Regions from separate parts of the Homo sapiens genome. Here region 1 is linked to region 2. Evidence: read pairs that join two places in POLR2A ChIA-PET (ENCODE). Cell type or tissue: PC-9. All regions are shown on one strand. Each heading gives the region's core, and the rest is flanking DNA. Links, peaks and the distances in the headings are about the cores only.

Region 1 (4,254 bases), core at 1-4,000, 210 kb before region 2:
ACAGGCTGCGCAGGGTTAACATCCAGGGTAGCAACCGCAGGTACCACCTCCAGGGCTTGGGGACAAAAAGTATTACCAGGGTGGGGTTTCAGGGACCTCAGAGCTTACAGGATGTGCTTGGTTCTCGCAAGAGGGGCAGGAGGGCCTAGGACTGTACTCCAGGAGCCAAGGGGGCACCAAGGGACCTGGTGGCTGGGCTCAGAGCTGTCTCTGCTCCCAAAGTGATGCTGAAATAACCTGGGAACACCAGGGAGGTCCCAGCCCCAACTCCTGCATCCAGGGCTCCAGCACACCCAGCTGGAAGGGTGTGTGGAAGGGCAGCACTCAGGGCAGAGCACAGACAAGCCAAGAGACAAGAAGTCAATAACTGACGGCACAGTGCTGTTTTCACAAAATGCATAAGAATTCTGTAATGTTCTCTAACAGTCCTATTCGTATTTCCCTTACTGCCTAAGAAATATCCTCACACGATTGGATTATCAAAGCTTTATTCACGTTTGTGTTTGGCTACAAAGTCTTTTAGGATCCTTTTGATCCTAAAAGTCCCCCTCTTCCCTCCCCTGTGCCCTTGACTTGTTGGTGAAGCTGGTCACTTGTCCTCGAAGGTGTCCCCAGTCTGGACTTAGCATCCTCCTTGTAGTGTTTAACTTGTTCCTCTGTCCCCTCTATATCCTGTCGTCTGGAAGTTGGATCTAAAGTTGTGGCTGGAATCACACCCGGACGGTGCTCAGTTCCTCGTGTCACAGCCTCATGTCCAATTGTGTCACTTTGTTGAAGCATTAATAAGCTTGGATGGCGACAGCCTGACCCCTTTATCGTCAGTTTCCCCTCAACTGTTCCCCTGACAGTTTTGCCACCTGTGGGTGACCATTGCTAGAACCAGAACCTTCACTGGGACTGCAGAATTCTCGTCTTCTGTCTCATCAGAAGGACATTTAGTGGCTGGAATTCTCTCAGACCTTCCCTTTATCCATTAGGGTAAGTCAGGTTACCCTGAAGTGCGTTCATACTAGAAAGGCAGCATAAGCACTTAATTATTTCCCTTTAATGATCAATTTTTGGAGTAAGAATGTCCTGGCACCCTCCAGTGGTGCCAAAGGACTGGGAGTTCCTCACACCACTGCACTTACCCTTCCCGCTTCCCTACTCATGTTACGAGCTTAATGCTTTCATGTATACAGTCTGTCCTCAGTATCCACAGGGGTGCGTTACAGGACCCACACGGGTACCAAAATCAGATGCTCGAGTCTCTTGTATAAAATGGCATGGGATTTGCATGCAACTTATGCACATTCTCACATATACCTTAAGTCATCTCTAGATTGCTTATAATACCTGATACAGTGTAAATGCTCTGTACGCAGTTGTTATACTGTATATTTTTGGGGTTTTTTATTGTGGGCTTTTGGGGAATATTTTTATTTTTATTTATTTATTTATTTATTTATTTTTTGAGATGGAGTCTCGCTCTGTTGCCCAGGCTGAAGTGCAGTGGTGCGATCTCGGCTCACTGCAAGCTCTGCCTCCCGGGTTCATGCCATTCTACTGCCTCAGCCTCCCGAGTAGCTGGGACTACAGGCGCCCGCCACCACACCTGGCTAATTTTTTGTATTTTTAGTAGAGACGGGATTTCACCATGTTAGCCAGGCTGGTCTCGATCTCCTGACCTCGTGATCCACCCACCTCAGCCTCCCAAAGTGCTAGGATTACAGGTGTGAGCCACCATGCCCGGCCAGGAATATTTTTTATACACAGTTGAATCCACAGAAATGGAGGGCCAACTGTATTTGATATCATTTTAATCAAGTGCTGCGTATATCTTTGGCAAACAGGAGATGCTCAGATTATCTCGTAATTGGACAGAGGAGCCCCTCCATCCAGTGGGCTTTGATGCCTCCTTGCTCTGGGGCCACAGCTGCCTCTGACTTTTCCTGCCCAGAACCTGGAACTACCCATTTCTCCAGAGCCCTGGTTCTCGTTAGTGGGGAGTGGGAATTGGAGGGAGTGGGAATTGGAGGCCACAGACTGAGCACTGACTGCTTATGATGGCTGGGCTGCTCTACCTCCCAGCCTTTCCATGGACAAAACCAGAAAATTGTTCTAAAATTTATTTTCTCAGCTAGGCGCGGTGGCTCATGCCTGTAATCCCAGCACTTTGGGAGGCCGAGGTGGATGGATCACCTGAGGTAAGGAGTTCGAACCTGGCCAACATGACAAAACCCCATCTCTACTAAAAATACAAAAAATTAGTCAGGCATGGTGGCGGGCACCTGTAATCCCAGCTACTCGGGGGGCTGAGGCAGGAGAATTGCTTAAACCTGCGAGGCAGAGGTTGCAGTGAGCCGAGATCACACCATTGCACTCCAGCCTGGGCGACAGAGCAAGACACTCTCTCTCAAAAAAAAAAAAAAAAAAAAATTTCTGGTTTATTTTCTCTGAATCGTGAGGTTGTATTAGAGATCAGGACCCTTCACCCTTAACTACTTTAGCATGGGATATACACATGTATTTTTGAAAAATATGAATTCATACTGTTTTCCATTCAAATGTTAAGATTATAAGGGTTTTTAAATATTCTTTGATTTTACCTCTTAAGCTGAAAATCTTGGTTCATTACAACATTAACATTATTTGCTTTATTCTACATATAAATGCATATAATCATTTCAAAATAAGCCTGGGCAACATAGTAAGACCCCACCTCTACCAAAAAAGGTATTGTTAACAATGACTACTGGTCAAAGTTTTTTTCTGCTAGCTTTTTTAGACCTTTCCCTTTGAAGATACAAAGTTAAAATATGATGTAATTGGATTAACTACTCTGCGCTTCTGTCACCAACTTGATACACAAGTCCATTTGTTTAAATTCTAGAAATTGTTATAATTTGTTTTGCGAATACAAATCATTTGACTGGCTTTCTTGTCAGAACTGTAAAACCAGGCACATTTGCTCCACACAGGCCTCTAGCACAGCTACCGAGTGCTCCGGTAAGCTCGCCGTGGGTTAGCTCGCCGTGGATTAGCTCACCGTGGGTTAGCTCGCCGTGGATTAGCTCGCCGTGGGTTAGCTCGCCGTGGGTTAGCTCGCCGTGGGTAAGCTCGCCGTGGGTTAGCTCGCCGTGGGTTAGCTCGCCGTGGGTTAGCTCGCCGTGGGTAAGCTCGCCGTGGGTTAGCTCGCCGTGGGTTAGCTCGCCGTGGGTTAGCTCGCCGTGGGTAAGCTGGCCGTGGGTTAGCTCGCCGTGGGTTAGCTGGCCGTGGGTTAGCTGGCCGTGGGTAAGCTGGCCGTGGGTTAGCTGGCCGTGGGTTAGCTGGCCGTGGGTTAGCTCGCCGTGGGTTAGCTGGCCGTGGGTTAGCTCGCCGTGGGTTAGCTCGCCGTGGGTTAGCTGGCGGTGGGTTAGCTCGCCGTGGGTTAGCTCGCCGTGGGTTAGCTCGCCGTGGATTAGCTCACCGTGAGTTAGCCAGCAGATCCCCTCATGCTGGGCCTTGGGTTGTTTCCAGTCTTTGGCCAATCAAATGTCAGAGTTGGACCCAGCACCTCCGTTGGGACTGCAGAGTGCTTGTCTTCTAAGTCTGGTTAGAAGGGCATTTCCACATCCTTGTGGATTCTGGCCATCGTATCTTAAGGATACATTTCTGGAAGTGGGATTGCCAGTCGGCGGGGAGAGGCTCATCTGGCTTGTCTGGGTGTTGTCCCTGTCCCCAAGGGGCCAGGCGTTCTGCATCCCCACAGCATTGTAGGAAGTCCCTGCCCCCCTCAGCAGCCGAATCTGGTGTCAAATTTGGATTTGGGTCAATCTTGTAGGTGAGAAATGGAGTCTTGGGGTGGTTTTGGTTTGCATTTCTCTCTCTCTTTTTTTTTTTTAATCATTTTCTTGATTTTCCAAACTCATGAGCTCGTTTGAATAAGGAATATTAATCCTAATATTTCTCATTTTAAGTTATAATTTTTATTGAGGTAAAATATACATAAAACAACATTTTTATCAGAGTCCTATAGATGGTTAAAAAAATTCACCATTTTAACCATCTCTTAAAGTCTACAATTTAGCAGCATTTAATACATTCATAACGTACAACCATCACTTCTGTGTGCTTCCAAAGCCTTCATCACGCCAGAAGGAGACCCCGCGCCCGTTCAACACCATCCCCCCACCCTCAGTCCCCGACAGTCACTGCCCTGCTTCCCACTCAAGTCACCGACACTTTGAAAATGTGCTATGTTATAAAACTTTTTTCCCAGTATACATTTTGTCT
Region 2 (4,528 bases), core at 240-4,239:
CTTCATTGTTTTTAACGAAGATCAGGCTAGTATTAGGTACTAAATATTTAGTATTAAGTATCAGCTAAAATTAATAATACTAGCTTGTTTTTAATATTTATTAATAATCTATTATTTATGGCAACTTCCCTTGTGAAATGTCTTATGTTTAAAAATCAATTTTTAAATATTTAATACAATAAAACATAGTATGGCAAAAAATATGGCAAAACTGGTGGAGGTGAGATACAAATGCTCGGTGTTTAATCAACAAAGCATGTAGCACTGCACGCATTATTTTATCTCACCCAATCACTCTCAGAGTCTTCCGCTAATCTGTAACCTTTTAAAGAGTTAATCTCACTCAATTTCTAGCCCAGTCCCCTTGCACGACAACTTAATTGCTCCGAGTCTCCTGGCCCTTTCCTCTTTTTCATGCTTATTTTGTCATCAAGACAAGCAAATCAAGAACCCCCGGCTATTTTTGGAGACGGAGTCTTGCTCTGTTGCCCAGGCTGAAGTGCACTGGCCCCATCTTGGTTCACTGCAACCTCCACCTCCCGGGCTCAAGCAATTCTCCCACCTCAGCCTCTGGCGTAGCTGGGACCACAGGCATGCGCCATCACACCCAGCTAATTTTTTGTATTTTTAGTAGAGATGGGGTTTCACCATGTTGGCCAGGCTGGTTTTCAACTCCTGGCCTCAACTCATCCTCCGACCTTGGCCTCCCAAAGTGCTGGGATTACAGGCGAGCCACCACACCTAGAAAAGAACCTTTTTAATCTCTTAATTTCAAATAGGCTCTCAGTGACTTACTGCCAGGCATTTCCTACTGTACACTTAAACCTTACCCACAAAGACAACCTTTTGAACTTCTGCACACGTCCAATTTATCAAACAAGAAAGCAAAAAATGAAGAGCTAAATCCTCCGGGAGAAGCAAAATGTGAGTACTATGAACAAAACAACAAGGCAGTGCAAGGTCCCATCCTAATTCCTAAACAAAGCCACTGACTGACACATTTATTACCTGAGCTGCACGTTTGGCACAGGTTGGCAGTTACCCATCATCTTCAGCTGTCTTTCTCCATGCTGGATGCTCCTTGAGGGAAGGAACTAAATTCTTACTGTAAACATTTGCTAAGTATTTACTTAATGTCACTGGCACCAAAAAACATGAACTGGTACATCATGAAATGTACTGTAAAGATGATAACAGCAAAAGACAAAAGACTACAACCACAAACAGAACAACACTTTAACAAAATTACCGTTTTTGCAACACTAATATTAAACATGAGATATATGAAGTTCTGAGAATCATAAACGAGCCTTTTCATTTCAGTTCCACAAACTTTTACTTAATTTTTATGAGTGCATAATTGTACATGTTTATGGGGTATGTGATTTTTTTTCTTATTTTTTAATTGACAGAAATTGTATATACTTATCATGTACAACATGATGCCCTGAAATATGTCTACACTACGGGATGGCCAAATTGAGGCAATTAACATATGCAAGACCTCACAAACTTCAAATTTTTTGTGGTGAGAACACTTAAAATCCACAAAAATTAGTAATGTTCAGAAATACGGTATGTATCTTAGCAATTTTCAGAAATACAATACTAACTAGAGTCACCATGCTATATAATAGATCTTCTAAACTGCTGTCTAACTCAAGTTTTGTATCCTTATACAAGCAAACAATGTGTAATGGTCAAATTAGGGTATTTGGGATATCCTCGACCTCAAACATTTACAAATTCTTTCTGTTGGGAACATTCCAAATCCACTCCTCCAGTTATTTTGAAATATACAATAAGGTATTAACTATAGTTGCCCTATTGTGCTACCAAACAATAGATCTTATTTCTTCTTACTGCATTTTTGTACCCATTAATTAATCCTTCTTAATTTCCCACCCCCTACTACCCTTCCCAACCTCTGGTAACCATCACTTTTTTTCAGTTCCCACATATGAGTGAGAATATATGATATTTGTCTTTTTCACAAACTTTTATTTATTGAGTAGTTAATGCAAAAGTAAGAGAATGCAAATGAAGAAGACTTCCACTTTGAAGGTTCCTCCAACGTGAAAACATGAAAATAAAAATAAGTGATCTATATGTTCTTGGTCAGCTCACAACATTTATTAAATATAGAACCACCAACAGTGGGTTCTTCTGAAACAAAGGATAGGATGTTTTACTTTGGTCACCAAAGGCATTCTTTCCCTTAAGTAATGCTACAAATCTGTAAACATTTATACAACTGAAATACATTTTTAGAAGTCATTTCTCTTATTTATTCTACTGTATAATTCTCATTTATGTTTTCTTAAGTATAGCTTTAAAAATTTCTTCAGGTTCTTTCTCTTCTACTCATTATAAGAAAGTCATGTCTAAACATCTACTGCTAAAAAAAAAAAATAGACAAGACTAACCTGTACTCCCTAGAGGTGCACATTCCACTGATAAAACCATAAAGAGAAAACACCAGGAAGTTATTACTAAAGTGGTCCCTTCTTGATGGGAGAGAGGGACTGTCACTGGGATGGAACACAGAGAAGGAGTTCTTAGGTGGGCAGGGCACAGTTTTATTTCTTGATCTGGACAGTGTTCATTTTATAATTCATTAAGCCATATATCTGATTCATGTTTTTATGTGTGTTTATTTTATAACAAAAATGTTTAAAACAAGTTTTTTAACATTGCTTCCTCTTCCACGAGAACATGACACACTAGACAAATAAAAAACACTTTTCCTAGCTTAAGGAATATCAAACTCTCTTCTCAAATATGTGGCTCACAGAGGAAATCTTTACACGTTTGCACACTTTCCAAGCAGCGACTTACATCCTCATTTTCATTTAGCCCAGACAGACGTCAACATGGCTGCAGCTGAGATGCAGGGCCACAACAAGATACCCTTGTTCATGAGACTGATCTTAAGAAGACAGATTCACTTGAGAGGAGATGACCCTGTGGTACTCTGTTGCTGATATCCCAAAGAAAAATCTGTTTGTTGTCACATAATAGTAACGTGGCATAAACTATCCGTTTAATAATTACTCAGCTTTAAGATTAAGACTAAGACTTATATTTAAGACTTTAACACTAAATTTAAGACTAAGACTTAAGTTTAAGACTTTAAGTTTATTACTAAGCTTATGAAAACTTAAAAAGACCTTAATAAAGCCAGGAATAGTGGCGCACACCTATAATCTCAGCTACTCAGGAGACTGAGGTGGGAGGATCACTTGAGAATAGCAGTTTGAAACCAGCCTGGGCAACATAGTGAGACTCTATCTCTAAAGAAATGTAAAAAAATACATTAATAGAATACCGGCAGGTAACCCCATTGTTGTGACTGTCGGTTAACCTCGGTGTCAAAGCCTGTCAATCCCAGCTACTCGGGAGGCTGAGGCTGTTTCACATAAATTTTGACTAATGAAAATTACATTTGTTTTGCTTTGTGCGCTTATAAACAAGTATTAAAGAGGCAAGAACACACAGGCTAGACTAGGAACACGGCAAGGCCATGAACAGTCCTTGGCGCACCATGTTCTGTGGTCCCAGGAACCTGGTGCCAACCTCTGCCCATCCCTGCTCCTGCCAGCGAAACCTCCCAGATACCCAGAGGAAAGTGGCAAAGTAAACAACCAAGAATCTGTGGGGGACTCAGCTTATTGTGCCATCTTCTTTCAACGTGAATGAAATGCTTTGCAGTCTTCATTCCTAAAAACATTTCTGGTGGCCGATACAATTTGCACTACTGACATTTGGTCCTGCCTACTACAAACTCGGCTCTTGTGGGTATAGTCTCATTTAATAATAAAAGAAAACCCCGTGACATGTCATTTCCATTTTAAAGTTGGAAAATTCAGCTCAAAAGTCTGCCAAAGCTTTGGGTGATAATGATGTACTGAGTAGGTTTGTAACAAATGGACCACTCTAGTGACAAATGTTGACAGTAGGGGATGCTGTGTGTATGTGGGGGTGGAGGGTATATGGAAAATCTCTTTATCTCCTGCTTAATTTTGCTATTAACCTAAAACTGCTCTAAAAAATAAAATCTATTAAAAAAAAAAAGGCCTGCCAAGGAACAAATAACTCAGAAGTGACAGAGCTAGGACTTGGGCCCAGACTTGGCTACCAAAACTCTTCCCCTTCTGCTGGAAAATCAGCACATGGCTTTTTAGACAAAAGCATAGTCCACCATCCACAGTAACGGGTAGAGGCTAACATTTCTATTTTGCAATTTAAAAAAAATCACCTTTCCTAAAATATTTTTCACTGTCTGCTTTGGGAAAATAAAAAACTAAACTCCTCTACGACCAACCCAAGAAACCAGAATATGAACTTAATATTTCACTACACTCATCTAATATGAAAGTCCACTGCAGCATTGGGAAGAAACTTCACTGCTGATGATGTTCAAATGGAATTCCTCCTCAATCCCTCGGCCCTGGGGCGCATTACCTCTTTACTGCAGCACAGCAAGAGACGGATCCTTCTTTATTCTCTTTCTAAGCATTAGTAACTT

What was found. ChIA-PET counts read pairs that join two places held together with the same protein. Peaks named below come from ENCODE experiments on the same cell type or tissue, not always from the same donor. Only the 100,000 strongest peaks of a DNase experiment are listed, where the experiment ranks them.
Region 1: POLR2A ChIA-PET joins it to region 2 with 6 read pairs; 4 of 35 experiments call an interaction of 5 or more read pairs at or near these places.

Annotation. Positions count from the first base shown.
Region 1 is chr2:241,578,944-241,583,197 of GRCh38, reverse strand. No RefSeq gene overlaps it. Among named protein-coding and RNA genes, the nearest start is that of BOK-AS1, 22 kb to the right of the region's middle. RefSeq lists enhancers at 2,727-3,226, 3,227-3,728. In PC-9, for the core only: no CTCF peak of the experiment used is centred there; no DNase peak of the experiment used is centred there.
Region 2 is chr2:241,367,422-241,371,949 of GRCh38, reverse strand. The region is part of intron 1 of FARP2 (FERM, ARH/RhoGEF and pleckstrin domain protein 2); the gene reads right to left. LOC105373973 (a long non-coding RNA gene) reads left to right here. Exons shown (of 3, transcript XR_924066.2): 2 at 1,413-1,575. Among named protein-coding and RNA genes, the nearest start is that of FARP2, 13 kb to the right of the region's middle. In PC-9, for the core only: no CTCF peak of the experiment used is centred there; a DNase peak (open chromatin) is centred at 2,458; H3K27ac peaks cover 381 bases.